Linked DNA regions of Homo sapiens: regions 2 and 3 are each linked to region 1. A link is an interaction called in ENCODE POLR2A ChIA-PET data of the cell type or tissue named here. Cell type or tissue: GM12878. All regions are shown on one strand.

Region 1 (4,000 bases):
GGACTAGGGTTTGCTTGCATATGGAAACATCAAGAGGACATCAGAGGGGATGGAAGGGTTTAGCCAGGATGCCCAGGGGAATGGATCTTAACGTGATTTTTTTTTGTAAAGGGATGTCCGGGGGGGAGTTGCTGAGGAAAAGGATGCAGGCGCTGAGTTAAGTTGTAAATGTGATGGGCTTAAGTTGCATTCAAGTGGAAGTGTGTCTGGTAGCTGGAAAGCAGTCAAGGAAAAAGGAAACTTTGGGGCTGTTGGTGCAGGCTGAGCGGTGGGGCCTTGATTGGAGGGGAGGCTTCTGAGGGGAGCATGGGGCGATGGAGAGCAGTGAGGGCAGGAGAGTGGAGAACAGCTCTGTTGAGGGGACGGAGGAGGAAAAGGAGAATGGAGGAGGACCAGTAACCGGCAGGGTCACGGAAACCCAGGGTGGGCAGGTGAGTGGGTGATCTGCTGCCACAGACAGGCCAGAGAGACGAGGGACCCCCGTGGCCTTCCTCATCACCCCGACTCTCAGAAACAGATAATGGTTGCGCAAATGCCTAGGTTCCTGTTCTGTTTCTCCAGCATTGCACCCAGGCCTTTCAGATGAACATGTGCAAACCCAGATTACTGGCATCTTTCAGTTATCTGGGCTAATAAACGAGTAGTGACTGTGGATAATGAAGCTTTACACACTAAGATGAGTTGTGTGACTTTTCCAGGAGTTGAAGTTTAGGATAAAGAGGATTAATTTGTGCTCCCCAATTTCCTGCCTTCTGGACAGCAGCAGGCTTCCCTAAATGGCATTTCCTAGCCTACTCTGTGAAGTTGATCTTGTGGCTGGTAGGTGGATACCCTCTGCCAAAAATTAATTTTCCTCTAGATTTTTGGGTGGTCACTTAAAGATTTATTTCTTTGAATGAAAAACTTAGGTCTTAAGTCCTTCAGAAAGGATTGAGTGGGGGCAAACACACAGGGATTCCTGTGAAAAGCTGAAATCCATGAATATTTATTGAGGCACATGTGGGAGCTCATTCTCCAAAAGAATGATTAGAACCTTGGTACCTGGGAGGCCATGGGCATCCACTATTGACTCTGATGTTGGATTCTACTTTGCCACTCACCAATTCTGAGCTTTGGAGTATGTTAGTTATCCTCTCTGTACCTCATCTACTAAAATGGATGTGGAATTGTTGGAAGAATAGAAAGGTTACATTTAAACGTAAAGGTGCTTATTTAAAGTTTGCACTCAGCACTCAAAACTGTGGGCTGCTGTCCTCCTTCTCTAAACCTGGCCCCTTTGACACACCTGAGCTGTCAGTGGGTTTTGAGGGATTGGGGGCTTCTTTAGGGAAAGTACATGGAGCCTTTAGTGAAGGACTGGCTCTGCGGGGGACTGTGGTGTTAGCAATGCATGCTTTCTGTTTCTTTAGCCTATTAGACTTTTGGGGTAGGAGGTGTGGGTGATGAGGAGTAGATCTGTGCTGTTGGGTGGGAGGAGTTGTGAGAATGCCCTGCCTCGCTGGGAACTGATGGGGGCTTTTCTGGCCATGGGACGTGCACCATGGGGCTTGGGCGATGGCCCCAGCGGCTGCAAGAGGGGTGTGTCTCTGTGTGTGTGTGTGTGTGTGTGTGTGTGTGTGTGTGTGTGTGTGTGTGTGTGTGTGTTAGGGGAGTTGAGGCCCTTGCTGGGTCTGGCTGAGGAGCTGCCTCCGCGTCATGACCTGGTTCTTGTGTGCTGGCAGCTTCAGAGCAGCTGCTGCTGCTTTTTGCCAGGCCTCAGATGTGGTTAGGCTCGATTTCCTCCCGGCTGGCCTCTGTCCACCGGCTGCTTGAGGCAGGGGCTTCCGTCAGGAGAGCTGGATCCTGCTCTGGGCCGCAGATCAAGAGGCTAGGGGTGGGGCATGGGGAGCCTGCAGAGCAGCCAGCAGCTGTGCTCCCCCTTCACCCCCACCTGCTGCAGGGGAGCGTGTGCTGCCCAGGCGATAACTTTGCATAGGTTAGAGTTGCAGGGCTATATTTTGGAGTTCTGGTCCGAGAACAGCAAGTTAGTTACATAGAACTTTTAATGGGTGGGAGTTTCAGGCTTGGCACCCCATCTCAACTAGGCTTATCTTCACCTTCCAGTGCGTCTCATCTCTTAGAAATTTTCTTCATTTTCTTTCTGCATTATGTGTGATCTGCCTCTGTGTTATAACTGCGTACAGCTCTCTAGCAACAGAAATAGCACAAAAAATACCCAGAAATTTTCCCTGACTGCTCCCTTCTCGTCTCGTTCACAGACATGTGTAGTTTGCAGTTTCAGGTGTTTTATAGGTGTTCTATTCTTAAATCTTTTTCCCCTAAATAAAAATGAAAATACCTATGATAAATTTTGGAAACTATAAACGAGAAAGTTACTCATCCTCTATCACGCAGAGGATAAGCACTGTTAACATTTCTGTATGATTCCCCTTGCTGTTTTGTGTGTTTACACAGGCATGCGTTGTGATTGAATTGAACTGTTAAATTGGGCAATATTTTGAATCCTATTTTTTCCCCCATTTCAAATATTATGTACTTCCCCCATCATAAAAACCTTCTGAAAGCATTCATTTAATAAGTACATTCTCAAGTTTCACTTTTTCATTTAATACATTTAGTTTTATGTTCTTATTCCATATCATTTTAAGCAGTTGTGTACATCTACTGATTAAATATTATAAACAGGCATACGTTGGAGATACTGCAGGTCCAGCTCTAAACCACTGCAATAAAGTGAATATGGCAGTACAGCTGGTCACGTGAACTTTTTGGTTTCCCAGTGCATGTAAAAGTTGTGTTTACATTATATTGTAGTCTAGCAAGTGTGTGATAGTATTATGGCTAAAAAAATGTGTACATACCTTAATTTTAAAATACATTTTTGCCAAAAAATGCTAACAAAGTAAGCACATGCTATTGAAAATGACACCAGTAAGATTTGCCCAATGTGGCTGGGCACGGTGGCTCACTCCTGTAATCCCAGCACTTTGGGAGGCTGAGGCGGGCGGATCACCTGAGGTCAGGAATTCGAGACCAGCCTGGCCAACATGGCCAAATCCCATCTCTACTAAAAACACAAAAATTAGCCAGGGATAGTGGTGGGCACCTGTAATCCTAGCTACTTGGGAGGCTGAGGCAGGAGAATCGCTTGAACCCAGGAGGCGGAGGTTGCAGTGAGCCGAGATCGTGCCATTGCACTTTAGTCAGGGCAACAAGAGCAACACTCTGTCTCAGAGAAAAAAAAAGAAAAAGAGACTTGCCCAATGTGAGGTTGCCACAAACCTTAAATTCGTCATTAAAAAAAAAAAACAACAAACCACCCCCAGTATCTGTGAAACACAATAGAATGAAGCACAATAAAACAAGGTATGGCTGTATTATAGTTTTTTTTTTTATGTATTACTTGAACCATACTTGACCCTAGTATTTTATATATGTTAAACAGATAAAGCATAATAATAAACACATGCCAGTTCCCCAAGTTAGCTGGAATATTGCCAACATCATTGAAATTACCTGGGTGTTTTCCCCCAGCCCTATCTCCCTTCTTCACCTCCAGAGGTAACCATTACCTTGAATTTTGTTATCATTCCCTTGCTTTTTAAAGTCTTCATTATATAAGTTTGCATTTCTGTACAATACATTTAATTTTGCTTGCTTGTTTGAGGTTTGTAGACTCAGTAGGACATATGTAGTCCTCGAGCATTGATTAAAAAAAAAAAAAAAAAAACCCTGTTGTAGATTCTGGGATTCATTGATGTTCCTGTGGCTCATTCATTGACACTGCTCTATAATATTCCATTGTCCATTCTGTAGTTTATGCTCCTTTAGAAATACTTCCATGATGTGATTTTTATGAGTAATGCTGCCATGAAAATTTCTGTACATGTCTCCTGATGCATGTGTACAAAGCTTTCCTAGGAGTCGGATTGCTGGGCTGTAGGAGATGTGCATGTTTGACATTAAAAGGTAGCACCACAAACCTTTTCAAAGTATTTGT
Region 2 (4,000 bases), 210 kb before region 1:
GTCTTCATTTCTGAAGTTTTTCTTTTGTTTTTAATCCTGTTCTGAGTTCTACCATCTCACCTAATTTTGATTTATATTGTTTTCTCACCCTTTTTATTGCAGTAAAATACACATAATGTAAAATTTACCATTTTAACCATTTTAAGTGTACAATTCAGTGGCATTAAGTAGATTCATACTGTTGTTCCACCATTACCACTATCCATCTCCAGAACTTTTTCATCATCCCAAACAAAAACTCTGTACAGTACTCATTCAGTAACTTCCCATCCTGCCCCCCATGGTCCTTTCATCTTTTGCATCGTTTTTTCCTAATGTCTTTTAGCTAGTTTTGAAATAGCAGATTACTCTTTGGATCAGCTGGCGGGGCTGTCTTTTCTGACTTGCTTTTGTTGTCTGACAGGATGCTATTCTGCTGCTTATTCTCTTTTTTCTTATAATACCTTTGTATGGGATTTGACTACGATCCTTTTCTGTTATTCATTTTTAGGTGAAATTGGTTTTTCTGCACTTTGAAAAGGAGGTGTTAAGGATAACTTTTCTAAAACTTCCCCAAACTTCTCTTTTTTAAAAATGTAGTGTCAAATGACATGGTGGTTTGCTTTTTGACATTTCCTAGCTCTGTTTCCCTCCCTGATTTTTATCTTTGTATCCGTTGTTCCTCCCAGTAGTTTTTCCTCTGTGTTTCCAGGGCCACATCCTGGAAAGGAGCTCTGGCTGCTCGGGCTCAAGAGTGGGAAGGGACTAGACTGCTTCAGTGCTTCAGAGTCTATCACAGGTCCCTTGTACTTACTCACTTTGTGACTGGGCAAAACCCCTCAGTTTCAGCTGCTGTTCTCACATTGGCCCATGGTACTTTCCAGTGAACTTCTCTGCTGGCAGTTTGAAGGCATACTGTCTACCACTCCCTCTTGTGTGGGTGCCATACCAGGCAAGTCTGGTGCCCATTGGTGATGGTTTGCCCCACCCTCTTGTTTTGGGGTTCATAGGGAAAACCGTCCTCTAGTTTTGTGATAAAGGCTACTTATGGGTTTTTTGTTTGGTTTGATCTATTTCCATGAGAGGATTTGAGGAGATTCAAAACTACACTGCTGCCTCCATCTTTCTAAAATCCTGCTCAATCTTTTGACATAATTATTTTAAACATGGGAACCCTGTAGTTCTCTGTTCCCTTAAACAGAGCTCCATTTGCCCCAAACTAGTTAAGACTCTGAGTCAGACAAGGCTTGCTGAGTCTCCTCTCTCTAACATGGCAACTCTGTACTTGCTCAGTCCATGTTTTGAGTGAGAAGTCAAAACACAACAGCCTAAAGGGCTCATGGGTGGACAATCTGGAGAAAGGCCCTGGTCAGAATGTGCATCGTTTCCTTCTCTTTGTATCTTCTTTCCTAAACGTGTATAAAATTGAATCTCTCATCTGCCCTCCTACCCCCACAAAAAAAAAAACCTGGTTCATACACAGTTTTCTTTATCTCAGTTCATGGTAATGCCATTTTTCAGTTGCTTGGGGCAGAAACCTTTGAAGTCATTTGTAGTGATTTGTTAGAGCAGCGACTAGAAACTAATACAATGCTCATTAGAGTATTGTAACAAGTAAGGTGCCATCTGAAAAATAATATAATTAAGTTAGAAGAAAACCTTACTCTTAGCCACAATCACTTGCTAATGGGATATGTATGCCAGTTGGGTACTGTACATCTCAAACCTTAGAATCAAGTTGGATATTACCAGCATCACTTCCTGTTCCACACTGATTTGCATAGGGCACTTGCCAAAAACCCAGCTTCACAAAGATACAGTATCATTGAAAGTAATGTGGCATGACCTGATGTTGAAACTGTGAACTATACCTACTAGCTAGAAGCTCATGCAATATCTAACAGATGTTGGGTATTGCTATGAATCCTTCACGAATTTAAAATACCCAGCTGCACCCAGATGAATCTGCTGTAGTGTCTTGGGAGCACATTGGTGCACTTTTTTTTTTTTTAAGACAGGGTCTCACTCTGTCACCCAGGCTAGAGTGTAGTGGTGTGATCATAGCTCACTGCTGCAATCTCAGACTCTGGCCTCTAGAGATCCTTCCACCTCAGCCTCCCAAAGCACTGGGATTGTAGGCATGAGCCACTGTGCCTGGCTGGTACACCTTTTGAACCACAGTCCTAATTGGTTTTCCTGTTCCCAGCCTTTTCCCTAAAATTTGTCAACATGGCAGCCATAATGATCCTTTCAAAACACAAATCACAAAACACAAATCAGATCACTCTTTTGTTCAGTCCTTCCCATAGCTTCTCATTTCTCTCAGAGTCAAAGTCAACATTGTTACAGTGGCCTGTGAAATCTTACCTACAGCAGGGGTCAGAAAATATTTTCTATAAAGACTCAGACAGTTAAATATGTTAGTCTTTGTGGGATAGATCATCTCCGTCTCAACAACTCCACTTTCTGGTTGTAGCATGAAAGCAGCCACAGAAAATACATAAACAAATGAGCATGGCCATGTTCCAATAAAACTTTATTTACAAAAACAGGCTGCACTGGTTTGCTGACTCTTGCCCTATATGATTTACAGCTACACTCCCCTTCACTCCACTCCAGGCACGCTGAGCCCCTTTACTGTGCCTTGAATGCACCAGCAAGCTCCTGATTGAAGGCCTCTGTACTTGCTATTCCCTGCCTGGAAAGCTCTTCTTACCTCCAAGTCTTTTCTCAAATCTTTTCAATGGGAGTTTCCTTGACCACACTATTTGGAATTGCAGTTGCCTCACTGCTTCTCCCTTCCTTCAATCTGATTTCCTGTGCCAGGGCCCATTGCTTTCACAGTACTTTGAACCTTTTAATACACTATGTAATTGACTTCTTTATCATGATAATTTTTATAATCCACTACTCCTCCATCCATCACTAAACTACAAGATCCCCAAGGGCAGGGAAATTTTTGTCTGCTTTGTTCATTGATATGTGCCTAATGCCTTAAACAGTGTCGGGCACATAGATGATAATCAGTATTTGTCAAATGACTAACTAAATGAGTATTTTTCAGAGTACACACATAGTGGCATGCAATTCTTTATCCCTCATTAAAAGTTATAGTGCTTGGTCATAATTCAGGCCCTATATTTGAAAAGAAATACGTAAACAAAATATAAAATGATAAAATCTCTCATTCAAAATGTCCAATTCTCAAATAGCCATAAAGTTTCACGTGTCATTTAACTCTTGTTGAAATTCGCAACCTTGAAAATGGCACTCTGACCTAAAACAAAGACTTTGACTTATTGGAAAATAAATTATACAGTCCACAGCTAGCAAGCAGGTAACAAACGAAAAAAATATGTCTAACATAAAACGGATTCCTCATGTACACATTTAAACATAAATTTAAACAATATATACACATTAAAAATATTTCCAAGCATGCGTAAGAACTCATTTTCCAAAGTGGTCATTTTTCTTGGAGATGAGAGAGACCAGTCTTCAAACAAACTGTAGGGGGAGCTCCAAACCACAGATTCACCTTCATGTTACTGGTTTTACAGTAGCCTTCTTAAGAACAACTTCACTGGGTAATTCCAACTCCAGCTGAAAAGGAACATATATGCATGCATTCATAATGCACAAACTTAAAAGATCCCAGTGCATTTGCTACATTTCCCTTTATTTGAATCAGCTCATTCTATATCTTTTTCTTCCCAAGTACTTTTCAAACCTATTTGTCATTTTATATTCCCAATGGACTCATAGCAAAAATTTTAACAATGTGAACAATTTGTTTTTAGTACACACTCCATTTCTGCTTTCATAGCCCCTCCATTCCCAAGCAATGTTCAAGATAGGCTGTTTTAGTGTCTCAATGCATGGAGCTCACCTAGCCTCCCCTTGAGAATATTGCTCATCTTTTAAAGAATTTTTTCCTTCTAATGGCTCTAAACCTTCATCCACGGAAGACTTAAAACAACTGGAACTCAGTTTTTCTTTTTTCTTTTCTTTTCTTTTCTTT
Region 3 (4,000 bases), 62 kb before region 1:
TTTTAGTAGAGATGGGGTTTTGCCATGTTGGCCAGGCTGGTCTCAAACTCCTGACCTCAGGTGATCCACTCGCCTCAGCCTCCCAAAGTGCTAGGATTACAGGTGTGAGCCACCATGCCTGGTCTAAAATCATCTCTTTGTCTCTTTATTAGAGCATGGCTTATGTCTTATCCCACTTTGTATCTCCAGTGCCTGGCACATGGGAGTGGGTAATTCAATAGATACTGGACAAATGGAAAGCAGGAAGAAAGAAGAAAAAGGGACGCAGGCTGAGCCTGAGAAAGACCCCTTGCACTAAGCAATGAAACACCTCCCACACCCTTACCCCTCCATGCTGCGAGCAACATACTTGCTAACATACTTAGCTACGTACTCGCTAAGACCCAGGCCAGCTGCAGGTGGGCTCTGAGCAGCCTCTCTGACTCTGGACTAGATTACGTGACTGTAAGATCCTTAGAACGGATGGTAGAAATAGATGATGATGATGAGCCCTTTGATTCTGCCCTCAGAGCCACCCCCTCCCCCATGATCCTGGAGGCCACTTTGAATCATGAAGTGCCTCATAAAGAGAGAATTGCAAAAGACAGAAGAAGCCTCAGGCCCTGACTTCACAGAACTGCAACTTTAGCCCTGGACTCTCTCCTCAGACTTCTACATGAGAAAGCTGTAAACTACTTTTGTTTTGTTTTTTTTGAGACAGAACCTTGCTCTGTCACCGAGGCTGGAGTGCAGTGGTGCAATCTCAGCTCACTGCAACCTACACCTCCTGGTTTCAAGCTATTCTACTGCCTCAGCCTCCCGAGTAGCTGGGATTACAGGCATGTGCCACCACCATGCCTGGCCAGAAAGCTATAAACTTTGAAGCCACTGTTTAGGATTTTATCATTGTATACAATTGTGCTAATATATCCTGTGGCTCTGAGCTTGTTGCAACATTCTCTCTTGCCTAATTTGGGGCCCTGCTTGCAGTGCAGGTGTGTGCCCCATGGCTTACGACTGGGGACCCCGGACAAACGTTACCTGGTACTGGACAGCCTCTGCAGTGATAGATAGTTCCCTGGCCACCAGCGCTGGCACATGGGAGGAATCAGAGAAGGGGATTGGGAGAAACTGTATCACCCTGGGCAAGTCACTGAACATCTCTATATTTTAGGTCCCTTGCTTTGAAAGCAAGGAAGACCATCTTTAAGGTCCTGACAGTCTCCTGCTTAAAATATCCACCTTATGAATGAATAAGCAGCATGGAGTACATGGAGGACTTGGGTTTAGACATCACACAAATCTGGTTCCAAATCCTGGCTGGGCCACTCACCAGCAGCGCAACTTGGACAACTTGCCTCTCTGAGCTTCTGTTTTCCTTAAATCTGAAAATGAAACTAATTTTGCAACTATTTTTCAAGTGGTACCAAGAATTAGAAATATTGTAGACAAACTTCTGGGCAGAGTAGCCACTCAGTAAATGGAACTGGTAGGTGCATGTGAGTGGAGAGAAAGAAAGAGCTGGTGAGTGCTTCACAAAGTACAGCTGAGCTGAGCCTTGAAGGGTGAGGTGAGGACCATTCGGGCAGGTAGGGTGGGAAGGACGGTCCAAGCAGGGGAGCAGCATGGGCAAAGGAAGGAACACACAGGATGTGATGGTGAAGGGTGGGGTGCGTCGAGGTCCTTGTGGGATCAGACCTCATGCCCCTAAGCGTGATACCACTGTGGACCAAAATGAGTGCTGCTTCCAGCTAAGGAGCTTCCTGGATTACATGGCATTCTAGCTGGGCATTAAGTGAAGTAGGATTTTTAGAGCAAGACTGGGTTGAGGGTGATTTGGAGTAAACACCATAAGCAAAGGCAGGGAGCTAAGAAAAGAGCCTGTGAGGGGGTGGGGTTGGGCAGGGAGACCGCAAGGCTAGAGTAGAGGGCAATAGCAGGCAAGAAATGCTCAAATGTTTTAAATAGAGTGCTTGGCAAAGACAAGCCAGGCCAGCCAAGCCTCCATTGCTCACACTGTTGTCTTATCTGTTTCTTTCAGCATTTCTACGTAGGCTGTATCTTTGAGGCCAGAGCCCAAATGCCCGGGTCTGGAAGGAGTCTCTGAGGTCCCTTGGGAGACCCAGCAAAGGGGACCGGTGTGGGACTTCTGCTCAGAAGGTGGAGGGCTGGGAGAGCAGGCAGGCATTCACTCTGCTTCCTTCCTGCCTGGTGGCTGGCTGCATGCCCTGAACTTGACCTCAGATGACCTGCGTGTTCCCTTCAGTTTCAGTGCCAGCAGCAGTGAGCTTCATCTTTGGCTTTTTTTCTCCTTCAGAGCAGAGACTTTCTCTCTGCTCAAACTGGGTTTTTTTTGTGGTGGTGGTGGTTGTTGTTGGCTTTTTTTTTTTTGAGATGGAGTCTCGCTTTCTCACCCAGGCTGGAGTGCAGTGGTGCGATCTCAGCTCACTGCAATCTCCTCCTCCCAGGTTCAAGTGATTCTCCCACCTCAGCCTCCAGAGTAGCTGGGATTACAGGCATGCGCCACAACACCCGGCTAATTTTGTAGTTTTAGTAGAGACAGGGTTTCACCACGTCGGTCAGGCTGGTCTCATACTCCTGACCTTAAGCAATCCACCCGCCTCGGCCTCCCAAAGTGCTGGGATTACAGGTGTGAGCCACGGAGCCCGGCCTCAAACTGGTTTTTGCAGCACCAAAAATCTCCCCAGTACTTGGGCAGACCTTGCCGGTGGGGTGTCTACTGTTGTCTGCCTTTTTTCAGTTTAGAATGATGATTTTAATGGTGCTAGATCATTGTATAGGTACGTAAATAAAGACTAAGGGTGTGTTTGTACAGATGGGAGTGTGTAAGACACGTTTTTCCCAAGCAGACACAGCTAGTTAGCAGCAGAGCTGGAATAGCCCGGGTGTCCTGACACTCAAGCCAGTGCTTGCTGCCCTGCCTATGAGCTGCTTAACTCTGTACACCTCAAATGTCAGCATCTTGAAATCATTGTGTGAAAAAGTGAGTTGGGTTTCAGGCATTGTCCTTGTTAACCCACCACATGCTCAGATGTTCTGTGGTTTGGGTTGGCATGCAAAATAATTCCAAAAATGCCTGGATTTGTCCAATGTCACTGATTAGTGCTTGCTTTAGAAGACTAAGTCCAGCATTAGCCTCAGTAAGGTACAAGGAACTACCACAGTTTCTCCTTGATCAAATGCATAAGGTATAGATGTAGAATACTTATAAAGGAAAGGGACTGACTTCTAATCAACATACAGGCTAAAAATTATTATTGCCAAATAGGCTGGCGTTGCTCAAAAACCTCTTCGGAGTTGCCTTTGGAGCCAGTTTATGGGTCCCAGTAGAGCCAGGCTCTGTTCATCATTCAACAAGAACACACTGAGTGTCTGTATGTCAGGCACAGAGTACAGTGAGTAGCAAGACAGATACACATGTACCTTACAAGTGACCTTTCTACTTAAAAAATAAAATGTCTTACCTAGGTTAGACTACCACCTTAATCACCAGGTTTGGTTCTGAAAGATATTTTTGGCTGCTTTCTAAAATTAAGCTCTTCTTCAGAGGATGGAGAATAAATTCACTGATTGAAAATACTCAGAAAAAAGAGATGTAGCTTAGATAAAGGCAATCTCAAACGAGGAATTCCCAAGACATTTTAAGCTATGGTAATACAACCTCACAAGGAAACAATTTAGATAAGAATATTTATTTGGAAGTAGACATTCTGGTGTGTTTGTTAAAAGTGCAAAGGCACATTGTCAGGAGAACAAGGTTTTGACTCCTGGAGACCAGCCACTTTTCAAAGCAGGAACGACCAAATGATCTGAACCAACCCAGATCTATTGGCTGCTGTCCCCTGCTCATGAGCCCTCTGGCTAGGACTGCCCCAGGCATCCACGTTTGAGAGCACCTGCCTAAAAGATCTGCAAATCAAATCAAATTATAGGATGGACAGTTTTGAAACAAACCTGCTTATTTGCATCTGCCCCAGTGTTGTCAAGGATATTCCACTGA

What was found. ChIA-PET counts read pairs that join two places held together with the same protein. Peaks named below come from ENCODE experiments on the same cell type or tissue, not always from the same donor. Only the 100,000 strongest peaks of a DNase experiment are listed, where the experiment ranks them.
Region 2: POLR2A ChIA-PET joins it to region 1 with 5 read pairs; 6 of 35 experiments call an interaction of 5 or more read pairs at or near these places.
Region 3: POLR2A ChIA-PET joins it to region 1 with 8 read pairs; 12 of 35 experiments call an interaction of 5 or more read pairs at or near these places.

The regions. Positions count from the first base shown.
Region 1 is chr2:74,030,865-74,034,864 of GRCh38, forward strand. All of the region lies in intron 3 of TET3 (tet methylcytosine dioxygenase 3), which reads left to right. Among named protein-coding and RNA genes, the nearest start is that of TET3, 48 kb to the left of the region's middle. RefSeq lists enhancers at 1-401, 402-901, 1,474-1,573, 1,644-1,813 and a silencer at 1,878-2,023. In GM12878, no CTCF peak of the experiment used is centred here; DNase peaks (open chromatin) are centred at 1,667, 1,767 and 2,137; H3K4me3 peaks cover 2,828 bases; H3K27ac peaks cover 3,390 bases.
Region 2 is chr2:73,820,639-73,824,638 of GRCh38, forward strand. It overlaps LOC105374807 (a long non-coding RNA gene), which reads right to left. Exons shown (of 3, transcript XR_940246.3): 3 at 2,499-3,582. Among named protein-coding and RNA genes, the nearest start is that of STAMBP, 6.3 kb to the right of the region's middle. In GM12878, a CTCF peak has its summit at 3,492 (motif pointing right); DNase peaks (open chromatin) are centred at 863, 1,793 and 3,497; H3K27ac peaks cover 2,537 bases.
Region 3 is chr2:73,968,986-73,972,985 of GRCh38, forward strand. All of the region lies in intron 1 of DGUOK-AS1 (DGUOK antisense RNA 1), which reads right to left. Among named protein-coding and RNA genes, the nearest start is that of DGUOK-AS1, 10 kb to the right of the region's middle. RefSeq lists an enhancer at 2,057-2,226. In GM12878, no CTCF peak of the experiment used is centred here; a DNase peak (open chromatin) is centred at 2,236; H3K4me3 peaks cover 2,618 bases; H3K27ac peaks cover 2,916 bases.